Regions from separate parts of the Homo sapiens genome. Here all the other regions are linked to region 4. A link is an interaction called in ENCODE POLR2A ChIA-PET data of the cell type or tissue named here. Cell type or tissue: CD4-positive, alpha-beta T cell. All regions are shown on one strand. Each heading gives the region's core, and the rest is flanking DNA. Links, peaks and the distances in the headings are about the cores only. Region 1 overlaps VPS13D (vacuolar protein sorting 13 homolog D). Region 2 overlaps VPS13D (vacuolar protein sorting 13 homolog D). Region 3 overlaps VPS13D (vacuolar protein sorting 13 homolog D). Region 4 overlaps VPS13D (vacuolar protein sorting 13 homolog D).

Region 1 (7,508 bases), core at 2,441-6,440, 61 kb before region 4:
AGAAAGATGAGGTCAGAGACAGTGTGTGTGAGGTAGAAAGTAATCAGCTTCAACCCCTGGAGTCACAACAGAGGACTTAAGGAAACTGAGTCCTGAAGAATCCGTTCTGCTTAAGCAGGAAAGTTGGTGAATCTTTTTTATAAACAAGGGTTAATTAGTTCTCTTCTAAGTAAAAAGTACATTGAACCAGATCTCTCATTTTCCTATCTTTCTAGTCGTTGAAGGTTTTCTCTTAAAATCAACAAAAGGCATCAGGATAGGCCGTGTAGCCACCTTTGGAAAGGGCAGATGTTGAGTTAAGTGGATTCTGTTCTCTTCCATAGTCCAGGACTTTTCAGACCTGAAATCAGTTAACCTGGAGATGACTAATTCAGGTTCAAGACACCAGATCTGCTGGAAGTAGATGGGTGTGAATTTTTAATGTCCTTTCCCAGGTCACCCTTTGTGGATTGAGAGATAGCAAAGGTTGGAATGACGACTGAAAGGCCACTGAGGAATCCAAGGGACATCCTAGGCAAATCCTAGGCAAAGACCAGAGGTTTCTGAGGAACTGTTGGGAAGTAGCTAAGCTGCAAGTTTATTCCTATTTTAGCCCATCTGAAAAAAAATGGGAACATTTGAGTTCATTTTTAAAAGAACCTTCTTTTGACCTTTCATTTGAGCCTGGGATCAAGCCAGTTTTCTAAAGAAATGAGACAGGACTTAATTTAAGTACCTTAGATTTGAACTACCTCCCATTCCCATTCTACCTCCTCTGCAAAAGACAGGTTCAACTTCTTTGTTCTCCCAGATGCTAAAGACCAGTTCCCAATTGGTGGTCTTACCCAGATACATGACACTTGTGTATAAATAACTTCCCTGGACATTGCTAGAAGTGAAGTATCAGCTTTGCATGTGTAGCTTTCCCAAAATGCAGGTCTATCCTACCCACCACCATAAAAAGTTAGTTGTTAGAAACAATAGCTTAGTTTCCACTGTGAATGGTGTATTACTCTTAGATGGGTCAGGGGTATTTTGAATAGCAGAAGACTGGCAAAGATCAGCTGGACATGGTGGCTCACACCTGTAATCCCAGAACTTTGGGAGGCCAAGGTGGGCGGATCATGAGGTCAGGAGTTTGAGACCAGCCTGGCCAGCATGGTGTGAAACCCCATCTGTACTAAAAATACAAAAATTAGCCAGGCATGGTGTCGCGTGCCTGTAATCCCAGTCACTCAGGAGGCTGAGGCAGGAGAATTGCTTGACCCTAGGAGGCTGAGGTTGCAGTGAGCCAAGATCATGCCACTGCACTCCAGCCTGGGTGACAGATCAAGACTCCCTCTCAAAAAAGAAAAAAAAAAAAAAGAACAATGGCAAAGATCAAGAGGAATGAAGATTGAACCAAATGAACTTTCAAAATCTTCTTTTTTTACCCTAGGAGCATGGTTGGTTTTGCCTGCTTTCTCTCTATAGTCCTCTTTCTCTCCATAGTCCTCTTTCTTTCCATATCCCCCTATATTTGTATCTCCATATATGTCCATTACTGGTACATGAAACAGGCCTTTCCAGAGCAGTAGCTTCTTTTGGAGTTAGTTTGCTTGACCAGACCAGCTCTAACTTAGCAAATGTTTTAGCTTTGGTGTTCTACGTCCTTCAGGAAATCATTCTCCTATAAGAAGCTGGGGTGGAAGAGGAGACCTCTCCTCCATAGGCAGCACCTCTTGAAATCACTGGTCCCAATCTCCACCCCAGTCTGGCCTCCATCTTTCTTCCTAGTATAAATGGTACATACTAGTAATGTAAGCTGGTGTGGTGTGATGTGATCCACATAACGGACATGTACCAAGCCTCCTATTTCTTTGGGACCTGTTTCAGATTGTCAGAGTAGTAGCTTTGGGAAAAGAAGTAGATTCTAGGCCACGTGGCCTCCGGAAAGGTCTGGGTGATGGAAGTGGGCCAGGTGTCTGAGTTACGGATATGGATCAAGAAAGAACACTGGAGCCTGACTCCTCTTCCTTGTCCAGATATTTGCATGTAATTTTTCAGAAATTTTTTAATATACTTTTGTCAGCTGCCTTCCTTTGTCAGTTCTGCTACTTGGGAGAGAAAAGAGATATGCCTGATATCTCTGTATAATTTTCACTGGCATTTAGGAAGGAATTTTTCTACGAAGACAATAGCAAAAGTCATGGTTGGGTTACCTCTCTAGGTTACCCAGTATCACACATAGATACTTAGCAGACTTTTGCTGGAAATGCTCATGGTCTTTCCAGCTTTATCTGTAAAATGAGCATAATAATACTACCTCACAGGATTGTTGTGAGGATTAAGCTAGTTAAATATTTCATTGATGAGAGGCCCCAAAGACAGTGGCTGGCACATGACGAACGTTGTTGGCTGATGCTTATGATTCCAGAAGTTCCACTGTGGTCTTCAGTACTTGGAAGTTTGCCCTTACCTACTCTGCCACACACTCATCTAAAACTTAATTTATTTAAAGAAATAGTTGGGAACGGATTTCTTTCTAAAAACCTCAAAAAACTTATTCCAAACCCTTGAAACCTATTTTACTTTTGCCACAAGAAGCTCAGCTTATACTGGTGCCCAGCATCTATGATTATTCTCTCTGATGTCATCAGCCTCCTTTCTTCTAAGCCTTTGGCATTAAAGTGAATATATTTATTCATTTGAAATAAATACAAAGTACTTTGTAAGAATGGAGGTCTTGTGACTAGGAAGGAGATCATCTTGAGCTTCTTTTCTGTTGAGGAATGTTCGGTTTCATTTCTAAAGTTCTGTATTTTGCGATTTTAATTGACATATTTATGCTTTCCTTTGTTCCAGAATGGGCATGAGGTGATTTCCATAGTTTAGGATGAGACATGCAAGATTCAGTGGGGGAGAAAGAGGAGGGAACCGGAGAGCACTCATTGGAAGAAAGGATAGGATTTCCAGTAATAACCCTTTGATTTGTGTTTTTTTCCAAGTGCTTTCGTAACCAAGGTCGCCGTGGGTAACTCCATGGGTGGTGTTCTCCCTGTTTTGTAGATGAAGACACTGATTCTAAAGAGAGTGTGTCTTTTGCTCATGTTCACCCAGCTGATACTAATGACAAGAGTTGGCATCAGGACTCTGCTTTTGAGAGCCTGTGTGTTTTCTTGGAGTTGAAATAAGTTATCTGCCAAATCAGGCTTTATGGTGTGACCGCCATAGAGGGAATTTTTTTTCCTGCATTATAATCTATCTCCTGGTTCAGTACTGAGGCACAAGCTATTTATGCAAAAACCTTGTTAGAATGGCAAAACAGGAGCTCTCATGGGGTGGGAAGGCATATTCCCCATGGCCAGTGCTAACTGTATGGAAACCTGTCTTCAGGCTTCCCTCTGCATGCTTCATGGGGTTTCAGCAACAGACAAGTAGGGGTCTGGCATTTTCAACATAAGCATACCCCCCTTCTGCCAAAAAGTCCTACACTGGGTCCTAGCTGATGAAGAGCTGAAAGGCAGGACACAATTCCATCCACAGCTGGGCTTCAGGATTCATCCTTCCTTCATAATTCTTTATAATCAATGTAGAAAAACTATAGGGAAAATAGGATTTGACTAAGCCCCGACTTCTCTATGTTGAAGATCAGTTGTCTTGATTCTACCTGTGTACATCCTGCTTATTTCTGCGGTTTTTACTTTATAGCATACTCCACCAATCCTTTTTAAGGAAAAAGCAAAATCCTATTATGGGAATGCTTCAAACCACTCTGAGCTTCCAGATTAATCTGAAACAGCATCTGAGTTCACAACTGGGTCAGAGTTGCAGAATAGCAAGAGAAACTTGCCAGTTCAGCAGGCGTGTGTCTTGGGTTAGTTAAGACAGCAGGACAGTCCTGAGGCCTGACTTCCTTGCATGTGTTTCAACCTTGGGTGCTGAGATAATTCTGGGTGGCTTTAGATAACTTTGTTTCTTAACTGAAAAAGGAGTGTCTGTTGCCTGATAAGTGTTTATCCGTGAAATAGCAACATGGTGTGCATCTTAGGGTAGGAGGGCTTTTAGATCTCCAGAGACCAGGAAAAAAAAAAAAGCAAGGTCATTGGCTTAGGCATATTACTGGAATTAGGATGTCAGTCCCAACTTTAAAATGCCTGTATTGTTTTTATTCAGGGTCCCCTTTCTGGATTCCTCCCCTTTTTTTCTCTTTGCCTTAAGGGCTATACATAATCCATAACCAAGTAGAACTGAAAACAGACAAAAGCACTCCTCTTCTAGTGGATAGAAATCTGGAATCCAGAAATGCTTCCTTCTTGCCAAACCTCAACTTGTTCCGTGCCTTTTTTTTTTTTTTAAATGCCTCTTCCCAGCCTCCCCACCCTTTCGTGATTTGGCTGAGTGAGGACTAGCTGTTTGGTTTGCCTTTTATCAACAATAGATATTCACTGCTTTTCAGGTCACATTTTCCTTTAACTCTTCTCTGTTTATGAGTATCACAAAAGGGTTCTTCAACATCAAGGCAAAACTCACACTCAGAATACTTTTTAACTGTGGATATTTTGACAGTATGAAACGGAAGTCAGTGGTGAAGACTTTCGTTTTGAAGTGACTTAGGTCTTACATGACTCAAAGATGGTTTTCCTAGTAGTATACCAGCAGAGTTGAAAATGACTCTGAAATTGAAAGTCCCATACTACTTCTAAGAAACTTGTAAAAAGTGTTGGCCAAATGCTACACCAAACATTTTGCATTAATTATTCTCTTAACTCTTCAAAACAGTCCTTTGCAGGCCAGGCTCGGTGGCTTATGCCTGTAATCCTAGCACCTCGTGGGGCCGAGGTAGGCAGATCACATGAAGCCAGGAGTTCAAGACCAACCTGGCCAACACGGTGAGACCCTGTCTCTACTAAAAATACAAAAATTAGCCAGGCGTGGTGGCACACAACTGTAATCCCTGCTACGGGAGGCTGAGGCATGAGAACCGCTTGAACCCAGGAGGTGGAGGTTGCAGTGAGCTGTGATCGCACCACTGCACTCCAGCCTGGGTAACAGACTGAGACTCAGCCAGCAAAAAAAAAGAGCAATCCCTTACAGTAGAAAGTATGTGATTTTAGCAGATGGATAAACTGAGGTTCAGAGAAATTAAGCCTCTTCCACCAGCATGCGTGTTTGGTAACTGTCAGGGTAAGATTTGATTCCTTTGCTCCTGCTTGTTTGACTACATCGTGGCAACTCCCACAAAGTTCATGGCAGCCTTACTTAGAGGCACAATAGATAGTTGGGTTTTCCAAATTTATGAGTTCAGACATAGCTTATTGCAGACAATGCTGATTAGAATTAGAGCTGTGCTGGTAGCTGAGGTTTGCAGCTGTACAACCTTGTATAGTCTCTGACTTGTGGTGGTTTAACTTACAATTTTTTGACTTGACGATGACGTAAAAGCTATATGCATTCAGTAGAAACTGTACTTCAGATTTTGAGTTTTGATCTTCCTGGGCTGGTGACATGTGATCCGATTCTGTCGCAGTGCTGGGCACTAGGGCAGCCGCAGCTCCTAGTTAGCCACGTGATCATGAAGAGGGAACAAATACTCTACAGTGGGCCCTGCTGCCAGATGACTTCGCCCAGCTGTCAGCTAATGTAAGTGTTCCGGGCATGTTTAGATATGTTAGGTGTATGAAATTCATTTTTACTTAAAGCCTTTTCAACTTAAAAATGGGCTTACCCGGACGTAATCCCATCATAAGTCAAGGAGCATCTGTACTTGGAAGAATATAAAACTTCTCCATCACACTACGGAGTCCTGCCACTTCTCTCTTTTCCTGTTGTATTTGGTTACCATCTTCCCTGGTGACAAGGAAGATACTGCCACCAGCAATTACTCAGTGAGGCAAAGATATTAAAGAGGAAATTTCCATTAGGTAAATAACTGTGAAAGAAGAACCCAAGAGAAGGGAGAGAAATTCAAGCCCCAGCTCCTGTTACACTGGCCAAATGCCTTTGGCACCCCATGCTTGCTGAAGATCATAAAAGGGTCAGGTAAACTGATCAGACAGAACAGAGGAACACAGTGTGAATTTTTTCCCTTGCCCCATTCCAGTGTCTACTTGAATTTCAGTTTTAGAAAATCAACCCTTCGGAGCCAGGCCCCAAACCCAGGCTAATTTGCAGTGTCTCCATTTGTGTAGACAATGAGATTATTTTGGGAAGGAGGGTGTTGACAGAGTGTGTGTTAGCTATTCAGTAGAACTGGCATCTTGAAGTACTTCTGAGATTTTTACCCCCTTGCTGAAAATATTGCTTTATAGAAGTTAATGACTTTGGACTGTGGCCAGAATTCACAAGTATGGCATGTGTTGAAGTGAAAGGAAGGGGAAAATCATTGTCTTTGTGAGTGTAACACTAGATTTTCTGAAGGACATTTTGTTCCTTGGAACCTTTCATTTTAGCTAGAACAACATGCACTTGAAGCCTTAAGTATTTTGTGGACTTGAGATTGCTACAAAATGAGGTAGGCAGACTTAAGTCTCTGCAAATGCTCCTTCTGGTGTTAAGGTATTATAACCAAAGAGTTACAAATTGTCTGCAGATTACCTTCCAGTTGCTAGTCGCTTTCCCAGTTTAGAAGCCTAGCACACCCTGGTGCTGTTATGCCCTGCTGCAGATAGCTTCCGCTTTGCTGGGGGGATATGCCATGCCAGATGCTTTACGTGCACACTATCCCTGAATCCTCAAGACAGTCCTGCAGAATCTGATTATTCCCATTTTGCATATAAAGAAGTCAAAGTTTAGATAACATAATACTATTTTTATTGAATGTCTCATATGTATCAGGCTCTGTGCTATGTGCTTTACATGTATTACCTAATCCTTACAGCATCTTTGTAGGGAATATTTGTATCCCCATTTTGAAAAGGAGGAAAACAGAGGCCCGCAAAGGTTACTTGTCTGTGATCTCATAGCTGTTGGGTGTCACAGTCAAAATTCAAACTCAGGTGTGATTATCTTTCTATTATGCCACATCCATACTTCCCTACTGAGGTCTTGAAGGCAAGAGACAGAAACCACTTCTGATTTCTGATTCTCTGTCTCTAGCCTGCCGTACAAGTAGGGCTTCTGCACATGTTGGATTGCTTGGTTGACTGGGTGTGTAGTGGATTTGTACTTGCTCATATCGGGACTCATTTTTCCTTCGTCTGAATAATCTGGACCTCTATCTCCAGGCTTTACTTGTCACAAGACAGTGGGAGGATGGGATCATGAAGGATGGCCTGGGCCAGTCACTCCCTACATGATGGTGTAGCTCTTTTGGGTATCTCTGCCCTGTTTTGATGACCATCTTCAAAGTCAAGGACCTGGGTAAAATAGTGCTTCCAAGCTTCAGAGAAGAGCAAGGCCAGAGGGCACCCATGATGAGCACCACTGGAATTCCCTCCCTCCACAGCCCACTTGTTTTCTGCTGTCTTTGAGGGAGAAATAATGGCTGGGCAGGACTTACCTTCCCACTGAGGTGGGGAATGGGGTAGAATTAAGGATGCCTAACTAAA
Region 2 (7,006 bases), core at 1,477-5,476, 53 kb before region 4:
AGTCCAACACTCTAATTTTGTAAGTGGTACCACTCCAAAAACTTACTTGGGAGGCTGGTGTTTATCTGCTGGAAAGAGAGGATTTTATTATGTTAAACTATAGTGCAAATGACCATAATTCTAAACCTTTGACAGGCTTCCCTCAAACGCTGCAGGCATGTTCCTCCTTGGACTAGTAGCAGAGTAATAAGAACAGTAAGAATGCTAACTAGATACCAGGCCCCCGAGCCATTGTCATGAATGCTTCCAGCCACATGACAAAGTAGGTACTCTGGCTATTCTCCAGATGCAGAGGAGGCTCAGAGGTAGGTGACCTCGCTCAGGGTCATGTAGTTACCAGAATGGTCGAGGGAGGACTGAAGTTTGGTCAGATGCCCCAGCTTGTGGCCCTTCTCCTATACTGTGGTAACTCTCAGATGGGGTCTCTGACTGAAGCCACTCCTTAGTGATTCACGGTGCTAGCTTTGCAGCGTCGTGTGGTGTTTCCAGTTGTCCTAAAGGAAGTTATTAATTTTCATTAACTTTAATTCTCTCATTAGACAGGCAGTGATATGGAAGGCAAGGCAGAAAGCAAACAAATAATGATAGGGGTTACATCTCCAGAAAGGTCAGGAATCACTGCCCTAGGTTGTAAAATATTTGGACTGAGTAAAAGGCATGAGTCTTCCCATAGCTTCTTCCAGGAACTGTTGCTTTACATGGAATTGCTGCTGTGTTCACTAGTCCCTCTTCTGTGCCCAGAACTCACTGTCACATGTGTCAAGAATCCTCATGACTGAGGTTTCCAGGGCAGATCTGATCTGTGTAACACGCACCCTAACCCCCTTGCCAAAGGAGAATGAAATAGGCCCCTAGATGGCCACCCAGTTCCTGGGCCTTCCAGGCAGGCAGCTTGCCTTGAGGCTTTCCCCTGAGCCTTGTATCTAAGGAACATTCCTGTGAGTTTTCTAAGAGGTTAGTCCTGGGTCATTGGCACTTAAACCACTTGTTTTGGTAGATCCTTCCTGAGAAGGTTAATTATATATTTGATATCCTTCTCTTTTTATGCCTGAATGATGAGGATAAGTACTCTGTGGTTTATTAACTGTCACTTTAAACCTTTTCAGATTGTCTTGTGACAAAACAGAGTTTTATGTCCTTTTTATCCCAGCTTTGATGGATGAGACAGCTTTTCTGGTTAAAGTATGCCAGGATAAATAAAATCTCTGAATTGTGGAAAGGGTGGGTTTGCATTTGAAATCATGAGTTCAAGTCTGCCACCTCCTATGAACGGTGACCTAACCTGTTAATCTTTCCATCGATTTCGTTTTTGGCTTTTGACAAATGGAGCTTGGCACCTCATAGGTACTCAGTAATTATTGAATAAATGAAAGACAGCATTACTGGAGGGAGTTTGATGTCTCCAAATATTTGATACCAAACCCTAAAGCAACAATCTGACACATTTCCTGTTTTGAATTCCACTAATTCTTAGAGCAAAGAGCCTATGTTCTTACCATGATACAGTCCTGAAGCTCACTTCTCCCTCAAGACTATTTTGTTATACCTCTGATTTTTTCAGTAAATTTGGAGTAGTATTCTGGAAAGTGAATGTCATTAAAGATTTTTAGTAGTTGCTTTGCAAAGCCTAGTGTCCTCCATTGTATGCATCCCCCAATTGGTATGTGTCCAGTCCTTTTGAGAACCACTCAACCTGGGGCAGACAGTATAGGTAACTGCATTTAAAATATTTAAATTTATTTATATTTAAATTATTGGCCAGGCACAGTGGCTCACGCCTGTAATCCCAGCACTTTGGGAGGCCTAGGTGGGCAGATCACTTGAGGTCAGGAGTTCGAGACTAGCCTGACCAACATGGTGAAACCCCATCTCTGCTAAAAATACAAAAATTAGCCAGGTGTGGTGGTACACACCTGTAGTCTCAGCTACTCGGGAGCCTGAGGCAGGAGAATCACTTGAGCCTGGGAGGCGGAGGTTGTGATGAGATGAGATCACACCACTACAGACCAGCATGGGCTTATCTAATTGTATTTAATTTAAATTTATTTAAAGTAATTCAAATAGTAAAAATAGTGCCAAGACTTTAAAACTCTTCTCCTGCTTTTAACTCCTTCTAGTTTGCTGGAACATTATCAGATGGCTTAGGGAAGACGATGGACAATCGGCATCAGTCAGAGCGGGAGTACATCAGGTACCATGCAGCCACAAGTGGTGAACACCTTGTAGCCGGCATCCATGGCCTGGCTCATGGTAAGTCATGGGTGACATCAGGCTCTGCTGCTGCTGGTCCTCAGAGGCGCCTTTGTATCAATCTGATTGCAGCTATAAAAAAAGAAAGGTGGGCTGGGCGCGGTGGCTCATGCTTGTAATCCCAGCATTTTGGGAGGCCTAGGAGAGTGGATCATGAGGTCAGGAGTTTGAGACCAGCCTGGCCAACACAGTGAAACCCCGCCTCTACTAAGAATACAAAAATTAGGCCAGGCACAGTGGCTCAATCCTGTAATCCCAGCATTTTGGGAGGTCGAGGCGGGTGGATCATTTGAGGTCAGGAGTTTGAGACCAGTCTGGCCAACATGGTGGAACCCCATCTCTATCAAAAATACGAAAATTAGACAGGCGTGGTGGTACATGCCTGTAGTCCCAGCTACTCGGGAGGCTGAGGCAGGAGAATTGCTCGAACCCTGGAGGCAGAGGTTGCAATGAGCTGAGATCGTGCCACTGCACTCCAGCCTGGCAACAGAGCAAGACTCCAATTCAAAAAAAAAAAAAAAAAAAAAAAAGAAAAGGCTGACAACAGAGGAAATCCTGTGTTGGCGTACCTGATAGCCTTCCAAGCTCTCTTACTTTATCCTCCTTGCAGTTGAAATACGACAGCCGGTGAGAACTCCTCATTCGCTTTCTGAATGTTGTGCACATTGCAATTCCTTTTCGTTCTCTGGCTTCTGTTCCCAAAGTATCATAAGGTGTAATCAACCAGACCTGTTCTTAGAATTGTAGCTGCTACTTCTCTTAGAATTGTAACCTCTGCCTTCTCCTTACTGATCATTCCTTCCAAAGAAATTGAAATGAGGAATTTGTGGCCAGGTTTGTAGCCCAGGTGTTTTTTAGTTTTACATAAATGTGCATTCACTAAAATTATAAATTTATTTGCCTAAGAGATGTTGGTGATGGCATGAATGCATTTGGTCTCTGACTTTGAATTCTTTTAATGCTTTAATTCTGAGTCATTTGCCTTTTGTTGCATTTTTCTTAACAATTTCTTAGTACGGCATCCAAGGCCCTTGGAACTATAAATCCAGCCAATTTTCCAACCACCATCCTTCAGCCATGCTGCACTTTGGCCACACACAGCTATGTACTGCTTCCCAGGTGTGCTTCCAAGTCCTTGCTCACACATGGTCCTTCTGCTCTCCCTCCTCTGCCTCATTTCCTTGTCTATCAAAATCCTACTCAGCCTGTAAGTCCCAACTCAATACATTTTCCCAGCTCTATTGTCCCTGTTAGAGTTAATGACAGAGCACAGTCTGGGTTGTGTATGTCACCAGCTGTGTACATCTGATAGATTGAGAATGTGAGGAGGGGAGAAGGACCACTTTGCATTCACCTTTCTCCTTGTGTACCTCACATGACACCTGGCACATAGCTCATGCATAGTAAGGCTTAGTAAATTAAACTCTTTGTACCAGATCCTTAGGAACCATCCAAAGCTATCAGAGTCATATCAAGACTGATCAGTATTAATTATCTGCATTTGGAAGAAGAGGAAGGAATATAGACAGTAAAATATTATATTTCTATTTGTGCTTAGGACACGTTTAGAATAGAGTTTTTGTTTATCAGCTTTCCTAATGGTGAGATTTGGATCAAAATGCCTTTGCTTTTCCTAAGGCTGCCCAACCGTAAAGGGAGCTGTCCCTAAGGAGACGTCAGGCCAGAAGTGAAATTTGGCTGAAAGTAATTTGTTTATGGATTTTAAAAGTTGACTGTTGGGCAATCATTTGGGGTTAAGGTTTAATCATTCTTTCTCGTAATGGTAATGACAGTACATTGGACTCTTAGAAGACTTTTAAAATGAATATAAAATGCTTTGTTATGTGTGGTGGCCTTTATCTGGCCAGCATCCTTGTGACGTGGAGAGAGCATGGCTCTCCTCACTTTCTGGATGAACACACAAATGTGCTGAGAAAATGCATGATTGGTTCAAAGTTGCAAAATCACCTCCCATCAAGAATCATTCCTATAATATGTACAGCCTCTCCAGGAGCCAATGGCTTCATCCAAAGAGGATCCACTGAGCTCTGGGTTATACGAAGGCAGTATCCTAGAGTGAGAGTCTTCCCTTAGGATGAAAAGACCTTTAGAAGGTGATAAGAACCAGAATCCACTCAATCCCCTTGATGTAAGAAATGGGAATTGTGCTCAGTTCTCTCTGCAGGCCTTGCTGGACCCAGGTTCAGTCATGTTCTGTCTCTCAGGTCCCAGTCTGAATTCCTGTTCTGTGTGTGCTCTGCCAAAAACTTTGTTCAAAAGTTTGGGAAAGGGCTGGGTGCAGTGGCTCAGGACAGTAAGCCCAGCACTTTGGAAGACCTAGAGGGAGAATCGCTTGAGCCCAGGAGTTTAAGGCTGCAGCAAGCGGTAATCATGCCACTGCACTCCTGCCTGGGTGATAGACGGACACCCTGTTTCTAAAAAAAAAAAAAGTTTGGGAAAGAGATATTGCCTCACTGGAGCAAATTTACCCAGAATCCAAAAGAAATGTTGTGAATTGTTAGTACATTCTCACCCAAGGAGTTTCCTTTACCAATTTGTCTCACTAGAGCTGAAGAGTCTAGAGAGCTTCCTCACACCCCACTGTCAGAGGGTAAACATCCTGTGAGTGTCCCTGGCACAGGTCCTGGAGATGCTCCCTAGACGGGCTGCCTCTTCCCTTCAGTGACTGTGACCTCTTCAGCCTCTGCCAGCTTCTGGCCTCTTCTAAGGTGTTTTCAGCCATTGCTGTCAACTTGCAAAATGTTTGGAATGCCTTTTTGACCTGGATTGGTCTTTTGAACTGACTCCATTGAGGGTCCCAGCCAGCTTTCACAGCTTTTTGGGGTGCTCTTCATGAAGGTTTTATATAATCGCCGATACCGAATTTCATCAAAGCATGCAGTAGCTTTTACCTTATTTCAAGCATCCAGTGGGGTTGGCCAGTCACCCCCATAGTGTTCTTTGAAAATTGCAAATGTATACCATCAGCTCTCCATATCCACAGATTCAGCCAACCATGGATGGAAAATATTTGGGGGGAAAAAAGATTTCACGAAGTGCCAGAAAGCAAAATTTGAATTTGCCACACGTTTCAAATACTGTATTGACTCCACACAAATGAAGTGATATGTGGGCATCGTATTAGCTACAATAAATAATCTAGAGGTGATTTAACGTATACAGGACGGTGTGTGTAGGTTATATGCAAACACCTACAGCACATTATGTAAGGGACTTGAGCATCCTAGGATTTTGGTATCTGCAGGGGATCCTGGATCAATCCCACATGGATACTAAGGAACAACTACATTTAGTTATCTCTCTCTGCCTTAGATATCTTTCTTTTCTTTTCTTTTTTTTTTTTTTTTTGAGACAGTCTCGCTCGGTCGCCAGACTGGAGTGCAATGCTGCGATCTCGGCTCACTGCAACCTCTGCCTCCTGGGTTCAAGCAATTCTCCTGCCTTAGCCTCCCGAGTAGCTGGGACTACAGGCACGCATCACCACGCCCAGCTAATTTTTGTATTTTTAGTAAAGATGGGGTTTCACCATGTTGGCCAGGATGGTCTCGATCTCTTGACCTCGTGATCTGCCCGCCGCAGCCTCCCAAAGTGCTGGGATTATGGGCGTGAGCCACTGCGCCCAGCCTCTGCCTTATATTTCATAGGATGCCATCATCTTCAAACTTTCCCCGAAGGCCCAATTTTCTAGTCTCCTGTTGATTTAATCCTCTATCTGTATCCTCTCCTGATCGTCCGTAGGCTGCCCAAGCTCTGGGATCGAAAAATTGGCCACTGTTAACCTCTCAGCTTTTCTCTGATTTTTTTTTTTTTTTTTTTTTGAACTGGAGCACACTTTACTTCTGACTAACATGTAACATATATCCTCTGACTCTGGACTTAATGGGCAAATCTGCAGGATCCTCTTCTGTGAGTTGGCCTGTCTGTGGCCTCTCTGGCACAGAGATTAATAGAATGGCCTTAAGTTATCATTCCATAATCAAGGGGTTTGGCTTTAAATGCTTTTGCTTTTGTCCTCGTCAGGTTACAACAGCCCTTGTCTTTTTCACTAGGTATCATTGGTGGACTGACCAGTGTTATAACTTCGACAGTGGAAGGTGTGAAAACAGAAGGGGGTGTCAGCGGTTTCATATCTGGCCTTGGAAAAGGGCTTGTTGGCACTGTAACCAAGCCAGTGGCAGGCGCCCTGGATTTTGCATCAGAAACAGCCCAGGCGGTGAGAGACACAGCCACACTCAGCGGCCCCAGGTCAGTGGTGTGGGAAGAATGGCTTTTGCAGTTTCCAGCCTAGGTCTGCTGCTTCTCCTAATCCATACTGATGTGTTTAATTGTGCACTTTCTTAGTTATAGGGTTTTTAATTCAAATACTTGTAACTGAAATTTCTGATCTGCCTAATATAAAAAGATGAAAATGAGGTACAGAAACCTGGCATGAATTTTTTCAGATAAATATATATATAGCATATTTTATATATGCTATATATTTTATATATGTATGTATATATAGCATATTATATATAAGTATGTATAACTATATTATGTTATTTTTCTCCATTAGAGAGGTCAGAATTAGGATTAAACTGTTAGAAGCTTCTTCTGTTCACCAAGCCAACTGGATCCCCACATGCCTATGAAGAAAACTGTCAGATTGTAGTCTGGTTCTTACTCCTACACCCCGTGATATAGTTCTAGAATCCCCACTGTTGTTGTTCACCATGTGGGTCTGTTCCTTCTTAAT
Region 3 (7,508 bases), core at 1,645-5,644, 76 kb before region 4:
ACTAAGCCTTCTCAGAGGAGAGCCAGAGGAGCTTCTGATGCCTTGAAGACAGCTGTGAAACATCTTGCTTCCAAGAGGGCCTTGCTTTCCTAGCACCCACGCCAGATTGTGTGAATGCTTGGTTCTATAGTCTCAGCGGGTCATGCAAATCTCCAGTCCTACGATCACTAAGAAACAAAGCAAAAGGGGGCAAAGCCAGATAGATTTTACCAGCCTGTTTGGATTTTGTGTCCAGTAGAATTAGCAAGTGAAAGTTGTAGGATTGCTACAGAAGAGTTGCTTAGAAATCAATTAACGTGACAAACTGAGGTGCCTCAACAAATAAATTATATGGAGAGATAAAAGTTGTTAGGACTAAACACAGGAAGAATTTGCCACTTGTTTCTCTGTAAAAGGTAAAAACATAACAGTGAACTGTGTCTAACTTATGTTAAAAAATTGAATTTGGTGAGAAGCCTAGTTTTAATAATATTTCATATGATAATTTAAACTCTCTAACTTTTGCCTATTTAACCCCATCTTGTATTCTTCCTAAGAGATGTGTCAACACTAAAACTTTTCTTAGTTATTCCAGCTGAATATGGCAAAGCTACAATAGCTTTTCCCAGATGCAGACTCTTAACACAATCGCTGATATTCAGTAGAAACTCTTTGGATAGCAGATTTGGGAAAGAACCTTAAGGCCAGCCTTTAGCCCTCTCAAATTATAGGTAGAGAAACTGAGACCCTGTAAGGTTCTCAAAGCTAATTAGTCACAGGGCTAGCCCTCAAACCCAGGCTTTCTGGCTACAGATCTAGTATGATTGTTGAGACTGGGCCGGCAGCTTGTGGGCACCTGCTTGGTAGGAGTGAGGGGGAGAAAAGTAGTAGGGTGTAAGCCTTGCCTACTGTATATCTTCTCAGCGTTCTTTATTTTTTATCCATTTGTGTGTCTGTCTCCCATACTATACTGAGTTCCATGAGTACAAGGGACTAAGTCATACTCGTCTTGGTATCTTTAACCCTAAGCACTTAGCCTGTGATCTAGGAAGCCCTCAAGGGTTTGTTGCACTGAACCAGTCTGTTCTGTGTCAAGGTCAACTTACCGGAAGGGGCTGCAGGTAGTACAGCTCCTTAAAGCACCTTCTATTACTAGTCCTTCAGCAGAATCTTACCCAGTGAGTAAACCCATGCAAAACTTTTGCATCTCTCCTGAAAGCAGAACAAGACCTGCCCCCATGAAAAGAAAGAAATAGGGAATCCCTTTATAATTAGATTTAGTGGGCAGTGGTGAGATGTAGTAGAGATGAAACTTTAATAGACACATAGTCTTTGGGTGATGCCAAAATTAATCTAACTTTGTGGGTTAAAATGAATTTTAAAATTTTTCTAAATGTTCATATGTTTTTCTCTGTATGTTGTTAGAATTGTCATCGGGTTCTTTCTAAAGGCTGTGTGAAAGAAAAGAGCAAGCCAGGTGCGGTGGCTTACACCTGTAATCCCAGCACTTTGGGAGGCTGAGGCGGGCGGATAACCTGAGGTCGGGAGTTCGAGATTAGCCTGACTAACTTGGAGAAACCCCATCTCTACTAAAAATACAAAATTAGATGGGCATGGTGGTGCATGCCTGTAATTCCAGCTACTTGGAAGGCTGAGGCAGGAGAGTCGCTTGAACCTGGGGAGGCGGAGGTTGCTGTGAGCCTAGATTGTGCCATTGCACTCCGGCCTGGGCAACAAGAGCAAAACTCCGTCTCAAAAAAAAAAAAAAAGAAAAGAGCGAAAACATCTTTAGTACTGGTTCTTGCCCTAGGACAGAAGTGGCTGTTTGCTGTACCTCTCAGTGGACACTGAAAATGTGGATGTGTCCAGTTGCCTGCTGTCCAGCAACCCTGGAAGAACTTGTGATGGCTTTGTCTTCGTTATGAGAACACTTTGATCTGAACCCCTTTCCTTTTCTGAATCCTTTCCCTTTTTTTTTTTTTTTTAAGACAGTCTCACTGGCTGAAGTGCAATGGCACCATCTTGTCTCACTGCAACCTCTGCTTCTTGGGTTCAGGCAATCCTCCCAACCCGGCCTCCTGAGTAGCTGGGACTACGGGAGCACACCACCACACCTGGCTAAATTTTTTTTTCTCGTAGAGATGGGGTTTCTCTATGTTGCTCAGGCTGGTCTCTAACTCCTGGGCTGAAGTGATCCTCCTGCCTCAGCCTCCCAAAGTGCTGGGATTACAGGCATGAGCCACTGTGCCTGGCGTCTGAGTCCTCCTTCTAAAGGGAACCCACTGCACAGCATCTGGCTGCTGCCAACAAAATGACTGCCCCACCAGTCCCACAGGTGATGAGAGTTTGCAATGGCCTTCACAGCTTAGTACCTTAGTACCTTTTCTCTCCTGGTAACTTAGAATGGAAGCCCCATGGGGGCCCACGCATATCTGCGAGGGTGCACAGGCATGTGGCAGAATGAGCCAGGGGCCACCCTCTTGTTCTGGAGGTGCTGAGAGCCGGCCTGGCTGGGGGCTGTAACTGTCAGGCTGACTCCCAGCCACACTGTCCTCCCTGGAGTAGGTGCTCGAAACCTTTGCTTTTTGCCTTTTCGCTTTAATCTGGAACGCTTGGGGAAAAAAAAAAAACAAAAAAACAAAAAAACAACAACAAAACAGTAGACCAAATGGTGACTGAGTCCCAACCCTTCTTCAGGCCAGATGAAATCATGGTCCCTGCTGGCGCCATTCCTCCATCTCAGAGCCCTCACTTGGGTTCAGACCCTCAGTCACACAGGGAGCCCCGCCACAGCTGAAGTGTTTTGTCAGAGCAAGATTGCAAAGAGTTAACACTTTTGCTTTTTCGGAAAGTTATCTGTGAAGAGTATTAGTTGTTTAATAAAGCGTGCCTGCCCTCCCGATGAACCCGCCAGTGACTCTGCAGCTGGGGTCATTCCAAGTTCACGCAGTGGACTTTTGACTGCCTTCTGTGTCTGTGAAAACAGTCGGCAGCTCCTGCGGGGATCATTCATTCAGGCCTGTAACACAAAACTATTGCCAATGGGCACCTGCTGGGGCAGCTTCCCGGGAGGGCTGGGAGGAAGATACCAAACTCATCAGGCATCTGTGGAGATAAGAGCGGCAGGGGATCCACTGGGATCCCGCTAATCAGGCCTGCACTTAGACCCCACTGCCTGGCCAACAGGCTGGTGTCAGAATGTATTAGGCAGCCCTGGCCAGGATAGGATGTGAGCTAATTAAAGGCCTTTTACAAAGAGGAGGAGGTAGGGGGTGGGGAGAGAGAGAGAGTGAGAGAGAGAGAGAGAGAGTGTGTGTGTGTGTGTGTGTGGAGGAGGAGGAGGAGGAAAGAAGTTTGAAGTGCATTCCCCAAATTTCCAGCACATTCTTTATTCCTCTGTTTTATCCCTCAAAACAGAAGAAAACAAATTAGAGGCTGAGCATTTGGTTATTTCTAACCTGAAATTGTCATTCATTGTGCCTGATGCCGTATTGGTTTTAACTGCTATTTTTGTGGAATTACATATACTGTGAAAGACATCTTTTGCCGCAGTCTCCCTGGGAACATCCTGTTGTTGAAATGCCGTTGGTCAGCTGCTTGAATTTTGCCCTTTTCTCTGACTTTGACACATCAAGGCAAAAATAGGTACCTATTTGTGGTGTGTTCTAGGTTTCTCCCTTTTGCTTGGAAAATCCACTTGCCAGCTGTGAAGGGTGCTGCTGGGAGGATGAAATGAGTCAGTGCACAGCGTGTGCTCTTAAAGTTTGGTGGTTGAGGTGGCGGTGGTAGCAGCTTGGCTCTGTGGTTTAAAATGCCACAGCATGCACTATCTTGAAAATACTCAGTAGTCCTAGCATACAACTGGGTTTTAGTTACACCTACTTAAGGAAGAAAGCTCATTTGAAAGTGTTTGATTTTCCTGTACTTTCGTTTGTTTATTTAGCCTGTGTATTCCCCCCACCCCCAGTAAGCAGCAAACTAACTTATTTATAGGCCTCAGGTATGTTTAAATCTGTGGTATTTTCTTAATCAGCCTGATAATGATACATTTTTGAAAGCAGTTTTGTTCACACATAAACCTAAGCCTTTATTATATTATTCTGATACATTCCACATAAGCTTGTCTGTGCACAAAGAAACATTTAGATTAATCTTGTACTACATGGTAACAATCCTAGGAAATTCCAATCAAAAGCCAACAACCTGTTTCCTTCATTCTGGACTGTTGGTGGGTTTGTTTTTGTCTGTGGTCTGATAAGGAGTAACAACAATGTTAATTTTGTATTTCCTTGGCATTTGTCTCACATAATCTTTTGTCAAAGTTGACCAGTAGGCTTGTCAGGCTTGCCATGCAGTTTATGAAATAAATAGTTACAATGGAGTAGTTAACTTAGCCCTGCGGAATATGTTAGTGTATCCTTACCGTAAGTGTTTAAAATGTTAATTACATTTATCTTTATTTCTCAGCATTGCTATACAGAAAACATGGGATAGACACTGATACTGATTGCCCAGTTGAAATAAGTTTTGAATTTAGTAACTGAATGGATAGCTTTAAAAATGGTACTAATATTTTGGGAGACTGAGGTGAGCAGATTGCTTGAACTCAGGAGTTCGAGACCAGCCTGGGCAACATGACCAAAAAAAAAAAAAGTCTAAAAAATACAAAAATTAGCTGGGCGTGGTGGCACCCGCCTGTAGTCACACCTACATGGGAGGCTGAGGTGGGAGGATCATCCGAGCCTAGGAAGTTGAGGCTGCAGTGAGCTGTGTTTGCACCATCACATTCCAGCCTGGGTGACAGAGCAGGACCCTGTCTGAACAACAACAACAAAAAGATACTCATATTTATTGACTGCTTCACTATGTGCCAGGTACTGTTCTGAGTCTTCATACAAATTGATTTGTTTAATCCTCATAACGACCCTGTGGAATGCTAGTTTGTAAATGAGGATACTGACGTTCAGAGAAATTAACTAATTTGCCCAAGGTTACAAGGAGAGCCAGGCTAAGAACCGAGATTCTCTGATTCAGAGCCCGTCCTCTTAATACCAGTGCAAAAGCAGCACTCTATCTAGTAGGCTTCATTCTCGAACCTCTCTGCGATATATTTGCAGGGATTAACCATGTAAGGCTGTATTATCAAGGGGATACAGAGAATTTGAGTCACAGTTTAAAGTCATTTCCTGTGCTACCCTGTGTTGTATAATTAGCTCTTTTGTAGATGCTGTACCATCCAGGCCAAAGTGTGTGGCCGAAACCAGGAAATTGTTCTAACCCTGTCTGAGACACTTAGTGAAGGAGTTTTGACTTTGCTCTAACTCTACACATCGAGCTGACTATAGATTTATGTGCAAAAAGCATAACCTCATGTTAACAGGTCTATTTATTGTGTCTCTAGAGCAAGTTCACAACTATGTATGGACAACTAGAAATGCCAGGCTCTGTGCTAGGCACAGGGGACACAGACATAAACAAAACAAAGCCCTCTCCCCTTGGGGTCACCATCCAGCAGGGGAGGAGGACTTGCAGTCACACACATGTGGGAAAGTGTTCCAGGTTTGAGTTTGGTGTCTGTGGGGGTTCCTGTAGGGGGATCTCAGGAAGGGGTGGACTCTTCTACCCAGGACAAGGAAGGTCTGTACAGGGGAAGGCACGCCGGTGCCCAATCCTGAAGTCCAAGGAGATGCTTGCCATGTGGACAAGAGACAGGTGGGGACAAGAAGAGGCACACAGGGAGCAGTCCCAGCAGGAGGGAGCCTGGGGTGTGCAGCAGCAGGACTAGGGAGGGGTCAGTGGAGCTTAGCAGGTGGGCCTCTGGAATGAGGAGCTGGCCTAGTGGGGAAAGACTGGCTCATTGTACATCCCTTTGTTTTCCCTTGTTTCGCCCCCACCCACCACGTGAATTTAAAGGGGAAGAGACTTAACTGAATGTTTCACTTTTTGAGCCTAGTATTGTTATTTGTCATGATTTGACCATAATCTGCATATATACAATGTTAACTATTATTTTTTGCAAGTTTTTTTTTGTTTGTTTTTGTTTTTGAGACGGAGGTTTGCTCTTGTTGCCCAGGCTGGAGTGCAATGGCGTGATCTCGGCTCACCGCAACCTCCGCCTCCCAGATTCAAGCAATTCTCCTGCCTCTGCCTCCCGAGTAGCTGGGATTACAGGCATGCACCGCCACGCCTGGCTAATTTTGTATTTTTAGTAGAGACAGGGTTTCTCCATGTTGGTCAGGCTGGTCTCGAACTCCCGACCTCAGGTGATCCACCCACCTCAGCCTCCCAAAGTGCTGGGATTACACGCGTGAGCCACCGCTCCTGGCCTTTGCAAGTATTTTTATGTGGGTAAAACAGTTATACCTTTCACTGAGCGGGCCCAAACAAACAAAAACAACAGCCTGTCACACCGTGTGTGTGTGTGTGGCGGCGGGAGGGGGGTACCCAAAAACCCTGACTCACTTTTTATATAATTAGAGCTAAAACCAAACCAAGTCATGGCTTGTTTGCAGTAGGTAGATTGCAGAGTTACCAAACTGTTCTTTCTGACCAGAGTGACTCAGTCTAGTGCAAAGTCATGAACTGCCTCCAGCATTTCTCATTAACCTAATATCTCCATCTAGAGTAGAAATTCACCCTCCCTAAAGCCCAGAGGAAACAAACTAAGGGTCCTTGTGAAAGGAAAAGGCCTTTAGACCCTAAAACAACTGATTAGAAAGGCAGGACGAAAGGAGGGAGGGGGGCATTCTTTGTGCTTTCCTGTGCAATTTGGAGCTCAACAGATGAAGTGTTTGCCATTGATCCCCAAACCACATTTTGGGAAACTATCTGACCCCATTTGACTGGCCATTCAACTGTTCCACCATTTTCTTTACACAAAGCTAAACTAGATTTGAGCTAAATTTGAGAGGGAAGAGCACATTACATATGGGAATGTGGTTCATGGTTTTCTAACCCAACCCTCCCCTCCCCCATCCATTCCAATGAGTAGATTTTTCTCTGGAAATCCATCCTTTCTTTTTCCATTCAAGGCAACTAACAGTATCCAATTTTTGATTCGTAGTTTTAGTTTTCCATGTATAGACTAAAAGTGGATGTTTATCTTGAGACAGGAATGACTGTTTTTCTGCAATTGTTTAGACTAAGGCTAGGTAGATTTCCTGTGGACTTCTTGGAACCTTTGAGCCCTGATGTTTTCCCTGCGCTCAAAAATTACAGTGCTGGATGGCATCTTTCCAGCTGTTGGGATGGGAGACAGGCTGGGCCCTTTGACTCCTAAAATTGAACTTAGGTTGAGCTGGTTGGCAAATGTGGCAATGAAAGGGTTCCCTGAGCAAAACCTGGGAAAATATCAGTCTGGATATACTCTCCTAGCCCTGGCTTTCTTAGCACACCTTGATGTGTGTTCCGTAGCTGTCTTCCCACCCCCATCCCCTAAAACTTGAGCATCTGTAGCTCATCACTTATGTCCTGAACTCAGTAAACTGAGTCTCTGTTATAGGACTTAGAGAAATTTTCTTATACTATGG
Region 4 (7,508 bases), core at 1,345-5,344:
TGTCCATCCCCGGCCCCTCCCACCAGAAGCCCATGGTGAGTGCCTGGCTGTTCTCAGGCTCCTGAGGGGCGGGGCCAGGGCCTCGATGCCTCTGCCCTGCTTCCCCGTCCTCAGCAGGAGCTCATTTAGGAGGTTGAGGCTGGGCCCTTCCCAGGAGTGCTGCCTCTCAGTCCTGAACATGGGAGGGGCCCAGGGTATGTTCACGGGGCGATGCTGCCCTCCCAGCTGGCCCATGGGTGACCCTGGGAACATTAACTGCCTCACAACGTTTGTGCCTCAGTTACCCGTAGATGTAGTGAGGGTAACAATACTTACTCTCGTTGGTGATAAGGAACAGCTAACACAACACACAGGGTTTTTCTGCTCCCAAAATGGGATTCTTCAGTGCACCAAATCGAAGAAAGCACTGGAGCTCACGCTGGTTTCTCCATTGTTTCTCCTTAACAGTGGAAACCGTAACTTTTGTTCTAGTAGCATCTAGCATGCTCAATAATTATTTGTAAATAAAAGTTATACTTTCCCTCCAAAGGGGACAAGGTATTGTTATGACAAGGCTTTTAAATAATAAAGCTCCTGCGAATAGCTAACGTTCCTAGAGGGCTGGCTGTCTTGTGGGTTGTCTGATCACTGTGTTGCTGTCATCCCCTCCTCACTATTGGTCATAGCAGGTGATTCATTCAAGGCTACACAGCTGACCTTGAGGAGCCGGGGTTCAAATCCGAGTGGCTTGGCACCAGAGCTGGCTGCAGAGCCTCTTGCGGATCTGTCTCTGGCCAGTCGGCCCTGGAGGCTTGCCATGACACCCAGGTGTTAGTCCTGCTCATTCTCACCCGGCATACCCGGATTTTGAAGCTTGCATTCAAGAATGATACATTAATCAAAAGGGCCTGCCCACCTCTGCTCTCTCTATGGATCGGAAATAGCGCCAGCCTTATTGGGCCTCTCTCCTCCGGAGTCCTTTGGCCTCCCCCTGCTCATGAATGCATTTGGGCCTGTTTGGACTTGTGTAAGGCTCCCGTGGGGTCATTGGCTTAAGTTAGAGCTGGCTGATGAAGAGGGCGAGCACCTCAAAGTGTGAGTATTTCTCCAGATCCCTTCACTGTAGCAGGTGGGCAGCCTCGCCCACTATACTTCTGCCCCTTTCAAAGCAGGTGGGCAGAGAGGTGTTTGTGGTAAGAAAGACCTAGAGGCTTTTGTTCGCTGATTCTTCTTCCTTCATCAGCCATCACCAGACCTTAGATGTGAATCCCCCATTCTTGCTCTTGGTCTTACCTCTGCAGATCAGTTATGGCCGTGGGGGGGAGTTCCCAAATGTCAGGTGAGTATGGGTTGGCTGTACAGTCCTGGGGAATGTTTAAAAAGACCGGCTGGGCGCAGTGGCTCATGCCTGTAATCCCAGCACTTTGGGAGGCCGAGGCGGGCGGATCACGAGGTCAGGAGTTCGAGACCATCCTGGCTAACACGGTGAAACCCCATCTCTACTTAAAAAAAAAAAAAAAAAAAAAAATCGTTAGCTGTGCACATGCCTGTAGTCCCAGCTACTCGGGAGGCTGAGGCAGGAGAATCGCTTGAACCCGGGAGGCGGAGGTTGCAGTGAACCAAGATTGCGCCTAGGCGACAGAGACTCCGTCTCAAAAAAAAAAAAAAAATTGCAGGGACCCACCCCAGACTTGTGAGTGCGAGTGAAGCAGGAGCAGCCCTGGCCATCACTGTTTCTTTGACGTGTACATCCCATCCTGAGATGCAGCTGGGCTGGGAGCCGCCACCTGGGTGGATCTGATTCCTGGATTTCCCCATCCTGGGGACAGGTGACCCATCCTGTTCTCCTCCTTAGGTCCATGTGAAATCTGAGGTCCTTGCTGTCAAGTTGTCACAAGAAATAAACTACGCAAAGAGCCTCTACTATGAACAGCAGCTTATGTTAAGACTCAGCGAAAACCGAGAGCAGCTGGAGCTGGACTCCTGAAGCCCCGCTGCTGAGATGGGCGCTCCCGACACAGCGCAGACCCACCAGGAGGAAAGAGGCCCAGCTCTCAGCTGACGATGGAGGCAGAACCGGAGTCGGGTTTGGGGAAGTTGTCAAGGAATGAGGGAAAGTAAATCCTCATGAGGAAAAGTACAAATGGAAATCGTATTAATTTGTGAGGCAGGGAGTTATTTTAGATTATGGGAAATAATTTTTAAAGGTATTGGTTAAATAACGTTTAAAAACATGTACTGAGATGAATCTAATTTTTAGATTGCCCTGTATTTTGTTAACATGTATATATGTACAACAGTGTGTTTGTAAATATATAGGAACGTTTCTGAACAGGGTCTGTGCTATGTGTAAAGGTTTGTTAACTGTAAAGTAATATAAAGTTATATTGGATCTTCTATTGCACTAATTCTAGATGTCTAATTCAGGATACTGTCTATAGAAAGGCATTCTTAAAAGTTAAAGAATGTTACGTCTTAGTTTTGGAGACTAAAGTATTCCCAGTAAAGTGGGTTGAGGTGAGGGCTGTGGTCCTGAAAGGGACGCCTTTGACATCGTGGCTGTCCAGTTGGGCTGTGAGCTGTGGCACCCAGGACTGGCGCTGGCCCTTCAGAAGGATCTAGGAGAGGGGCTTGGGAGCCCACTTTTAATTTCTCACCCCCATTTTACAAAGAGTGCTTAGATTCTTACAAATTATGATGTAAGTTATCCATTTGGCTTTTTCCTAACTAGTCTTACCAAACTTAGGGGGAAACCTGTGCTCCATTACCACATGGGTGCAAGTCAGCATTGTAAGTTTTCTCAGGTTATTATTATTAGAGAGGTTGGAAACATTGGTAAACTCTGTTGATTGAGAAGGAAAAAAAAAGTCCCATTGAACTGTTGCAACAAATCAGAAATCCACATAAAAGTGCTCTCCTGCCTGGGCAGCAACAACCAAGAACAAAGCCCCGGGACTGTTTTCTTTTTAATAAAGCCACAGGCAGGCATCGTAGCTCCACAGCCCGAGGGGACACAGGATGGAAACCCCAGGATGAGAAGGGAGCAGGGAGAGTTCCAGAAAGGGGGATGAAATAGGAGTATTAAAAAGCTGCGTTGGTAAGTTTTTCATGGAACCAAGATTTGACAAAGGCATCTCTTATCCTTGGTTTTAAATTCCTGCTGGGAGCAAGGCCTGGTATGAGCGCCCTGGGTCTTGTTTTTGGTGTTTCGCTTTTCTGTAAGGATTAAGCAGATAGGGAGAAGGGAAAAGGGGCCTCACTTTAGAATGAATGAGTCACCTTGTGATTTTTAAATTTTTATTTTAATAAAGCTAATCAATTTCTACAACCTTGTCACATGTAGCTGAGTCTGGGATGACTCAGTGGATCAGTGGATGCGTGGAAGGTTTTGGTGTTTATAACTCATGACCCAAATCCTTCCAAGACACAAATGAAGCTAATCTTCTTCCCCTCCCTTTCCTCTCCCACTTCCCCTCTGTGTCTGTGTCTGTGTGTGTGTGTGTGTGTGTGTGTGTGTGCGCGCGCGCGCGTGCATGCAGAGAGGAAGGAAGGGAGCTTTAGCACAAGTAGCTACATAGTGTTCAAGGATCAGCTTTCTTGAACTCCGAGGCTTGGTTGCCTTTGCTGAACTCCAAGTTAGTGGATTGCAGAATGGAAACTTGGCTTTTGCGGCACTGGGTGAGTTTTAGTTTGTGTGTGTCTTGCTGGGGGGTGGTGATGATTGTCTCAGCACTCACGCACTGCACAAGATGGCAGCAGGATACAGCACTGCACAAGATGGCAGCTCCTCTGCAGCTTCCTCCTCAGCCTCCCTCCTTGCACCCCCACAGGTTTGGCTTGTGGTTTTTGTCATCAGTAACCTACTGCCTGAGATCATGATCTCTTAAAAGATGAGACTCTCGGAAGGGTTGATTGTATGCGTCAGTGAGCCTTCTATCACCTTCTGGAACAAAGTCACTTGAAATCTCTTGATGAGATTAAGGAGTTTAGTGTTACTAAGAAAATCTGCTTTGGGCCGCAGCAGTGCTGGGTGTTCTCAGACCTGACTGAGGAAGTTAGCTGCGGGCTGCCCTGTGGGCTGGTGCTTCAGGAGGAATCCAGAGAAGTGTTCAGATGCCCCCCTTGGGCTCCTTTCTAATTTTAATCAGCTCTTTAAATAGCTGCCCATCTCCTGTGATTGCACAACCAAGCACTTTGACATTTGCACCTTAGGAGAGGCAGATGTTAAAATGGAATCCAAAGACCACCTAGGGCGGGGCTGGGTGGGAGATGGGAGGGCCAACTGCGAGCTGCTCCACTTCTCAGCTCTCCCCTGCCCTGCAGCCCTGGGCCAGACAAGGCCAGAAGGTTTCAGGGGCATTTGACATCCCCTCCTGGTTCTCACCAGGAAAACATCCAAAGCTTTGGAGGAAACAGGCCCTGCCCCTGGCTCCTTAAATGCCCCGTCTCTTTGTAAACTGATATTCAGCCAGCAATGCCTAAGACTTTGTTAAGATCATTTCTACTGCTTTTCTTTCTGCTTCAAACACACAGTTCGTCTCTGAGGAAAGTAAAATAAATGGAATAAGAGTAAATTGGGTAAGGAGATATCCAAAGCTACCCAGTCCCTTGACCCAGCACAGTTGGCCGACCCGTGTCACTCCCTGGCTGTCGCTGCTTCTCTGTGCTCACTGAAGGGTGAGCCAGGCCAGTGCTTCCCCAGCCCCTGGGCCTGGTCACTACACAGTGGAAAACAGACAAGCGGCCCCTTCCCCAAATCCCAAGAGTGTCTTGCTGCTTGGTGGGTGCTCATCGCAATGTTCTGAAGGCTCCAGGGCCACTTTGTTTGTAAGTATGATCTGGGCCTCAAAATACCATAGTAGCTGCTTGATAAAATTCTAAAAATATCTGGTTCTCTATTATGTAAACACTATTACAGTCACCAGTGTGTGAAGACTCTTGAGTCTGGTTCTCATATCAGAGTCATCATTTTTCTTCCTGTGGAATAAAATGCCTTGTGGACTTCCCAAACTTGTTCTTTTGTTTTCTTCTGGTCTCTTGGTGATCCACAGCTTCTAGAGCTATCACCAGTGACAAATACCAAACATAGTGTGATGTTCACAATAAAATGTGGCCTCTGCCCCCAGGCCTGGGGAAGCACCCCCACACCTTAACCAGTCTCAGCCTCCCAAGAGTAAGTAGTAGTCTCCGCGCTACACTGGCTGCTGATCAGTCCATTCTGAGGTTCCTGGTCCAAGCCCCAGCAGGACAGACGTCACACTTAGGGTTTAGGCAGCTGAAGAAGAAACAGCAAAGGAGGCCGGGCATGGTGACTCATGCCTGTAATCCCAGCACTTTGGGAGGCTGAGGCAGGCGGATCACAAGGTCAGGAGATTGAGACCATCCTGGCTAACATGATGAAACCTCATCTCTAACCCCGACTATATCGCCCCTCTCTATTCCATCCACTCCACCTCAAAATTAATAACCTTGTGTGTCGCCCAAATTTTCACCACGTTATATAATTATGTGTATAACTAAAACTACAAAAAATTAGCTGGGCATGGTGGTGGGCGCCTGTAGTCCCAGCTACTTGGGAGGCTGAGGCAGGAGAATCACTTGAACCCGGGAGGCGGAGGTTGCAGTGAGCCGAGATCACACCGCTGCACTCCAGCCTGGCACAACAGCCTGGCAACTCTGTCTCAACAACAACAACAACAACAACAAAACAGCAAAGGAGGCTCAGCAGGATCATCCAGAGATGGAGTGACACCAGGAGGGTATGGATCCTAGAAGCTGAGGCCAGAAAGGTTTCAAAGACTACCGAGGGCTGCTACTAAGTCAGGTGGGATTCGGACCAACAATTATCAGTGGACCTAGCAATGCTGAAGTCACTAGAGACCTTTCTAAGAGCTGTTTCAATGGAGCATTGGAGGTGAAAGCCGGGTTGGAGTAGATTCAAGAGGAAAATGGAAGGAGAGAAATAACAACAGCTCTCTACAGGAATCTGGCCATAAATGGAGAGAACTGACCGGAAATTCAAGAGGGCAGGGAAGGAATAAGGGAGAAGAGGGCCTGGCGGGCCAGGAAGATGGGTGGAGGTGGGGGAGCTTGAGATTCCATTGATTGCTCCTGATTTCTCACATCAGGCAAGAATGAATACAGGGCGGGAAGTGATGCTGATTTGGAGAGAGAGAAGGTGCACGTAGTCATGTAGGGTAACGGGAAAGGGAATAGGCCACAGAAGCATGGTATGTTTGCCGGGCGACATTAAGGACCCATTTGACGTTGATGACCGTGAATGTACAGTGGAATCGGGCAGCCTGGCTGTATTCTTGTCCGGCCACATGTAGCTGCACAGCTTCAGTGTTGTAGAACAGGCAAAGAACTGGCTTTAATCAAGAAATGTTCCCCTCACCTATTCAAGTACCTCATCCACCATTGCCCAGTTGAACTGGCCAAGAGCCAATCAGAACAAAATGTCAACAGAAATCCAAAAGCCTAGAGAAGGGAGGGGCTACGCTTTCCAAACCAAAGCACAGCTTCTGAAGACTATGCCCCTTCCAAGTGGGAGAGACAGTGGAAGGTGTGGTTAACAACCCCCACACGCGCACACAATTAGACTCTTTTCAGGGGTTCACAGATGCAGTGGGACAGTCAGTGTTTGACAGTGAACCAGCCAGGCACTCCAGGGCATGGGGATGTCATTGACATAGAAAGGGTATGTGTATGACGATCTTCCATTTCCTCAGCCAAATTCAGCAAGCCGTCTTGCAGGTATTGGTTGGCTGCAAACACAGCTTTCACCCCAGCTCTTTAGACCAAGAATGTGATTTCTAGCACCGTAAGAGATACTTGATGTTTGCTGTTCACTGGACACTGCATCCCAAGACCCTAATAACAGAAAGTGCTTCCTGAAAACACACCCAAGCATGTTCATTATTATTTAGAAGTTTGGATTAACCTGGAAGAGCACTTCTTCAGGAAATTGGAAGTGAGATTGCACTCGCATCTGCAAGGGTCTTGAAGATCATCCAAGTTGTGGCTCTCTGGCTGAGGGCATGATAAAAGCAATCATAAAGACCAAAGAAAGGGACTGTAAACCTAGCGCTTTAGGAAGCCAAGCCAGGAGGATCAAGACCAGCCTGGGCAACAGAGGGAGACCCTGTCTCTACAAAAAAAAAAAAAAAAAAAGGTCGGGCATGGTGATGGATGCCTGCAGTCCCAGCTTCTTGAGAGGCTGAGGCAAGAGGATCACTTAAGCCCAGGAGGTTAAGGCTGCAGTGAGTTATGACTGCACCACTGTACTCTAGCCTGGGTGACAGAGCAAGACTGTGTCAAAAAAAACTCACTGCTGAATAATCCTACTGACACTTTTTAAAAGTAGTCTTCCCTTTTTGCTCCCCCCACTATATCGCCCCTCTCTATTCCATCCACTCCACCTCAAAATTAATAACCTTGTGTGTCGCCCAAATTTTCACGACGTTATATAATTATGTATGGTTTCATAAGCAGATATACATATTCATAGATTCCTAACATTTGTGTTT

What was found. ChIA-PET counts read pairs that join two places held together with the same protein. Peaks named below come from ENCODE experiments on the same cell type or tissue, not always from the same donor. Only the 100,000 strongest peaks of a DNase experiment are listed, where the experiment ranks them.
Region 1: POLR2A ChIA-PET joins it to region 4 with 27 read pairs; 9 of 35 experiments call an interaction of 5 or more read pairs at or near these places.
Region 2: POLR2A ChIA-PET joins it to region 4 with 27 read pairs; 9 of 35 experiments call an interaction of 5 or more read pairs at or near these places.
Region 3: POLR2A ChIA-PET joins it to region 4 with 26 read pairs; 10 of 35 experiments call an interaction of 5 or more read pairs at or near these places.

The regions. Positions count from the first base shown.
Region 1 is chr1:12,445,094-12,452,601 of GRCh38, forward strand. All of the region lies in intron 65 of VPS13D (vacuolar protein sorting 13 homolog D), which reads left to right. Among named protein-coding and RNA genes, the nearest start is that of SNORA59A, 58 kb to the right of the region's middle. In CD4-positive, alpha-beta T cell, for the core only: no CTCF peak of the experiment used is centred there; a DNase peak (open chromatin) is centred at 4,548; H3K4me3 peaks cover 975 bases; H3K27ac peaks cover 1,558 bases.
Region 2 is chr1:12,453,881-12,460,886 of GRCh38, forward strand. VPS13D (vacuolar protein sorting 13 homolog D) reads left to right here. Exons shown (of 70, transcript NM_015378.4): 66 at 2,118-2,250; 67 at 6,321-6,516. Among named protein-coding and RNA genes, the nearest start is that of SNORA59A, 50 kb to the right of the region's middle. In CD4-positive, alpha-beta T cell, for the core only: no CTCF peak of the experiment used is centred there; no DNase peak of the experiment used is centred there.
Region 3 is chr1:12,430,662-12,438,169 of GRCh38, forward strand. The region is part of intron 65 of VPS13D (vacuolar protein sorting 13 homolog D); the gene reads left to right. Among named protein-coding and RNA genes, the nearest start is that of SNORA59A, 73 kb to the right of the region's middle. RefSeq lists an enhancer at 2,826-2,970 and a cis regulatory region at 2,893-2,903. In CD4-positive, alpha-beta T cell, for the core only: no CTCF peak of the experiment used is centred there; DNase peaks (open chromatin) are centred at 3,270 and 3,750; H3K27ac peaks cover 1,952 bases.
Region 4 is chr1:12,507,059-12,514,566 of GRCh38, forward strand. It overlaps VPS13D (vacuolar protein sorting 13 homolog D), which reads left to right. Exons shown (of 70, transcript NM_015378.4): 69 at 1-35; 70 at 1,835-4,989. The coding sequence ends at 1,966. It overlaps SNORA59A (small nucleolar RNA, H/ACA box 59A), which reads left to right and starts at 188; the gene lies at 188-339. RefSeq lists enhancers at 815-984, 1,351-1,852. In CD4-positive, alpha-beta T cell, for the core only: no CTCF peak of the experiment used is centred there; a DNase peak (open chromatin) is centred at 3,803; H3K4me3 peaks cover 1,637 bases; H3K27ac peaks cover 2,608 bases.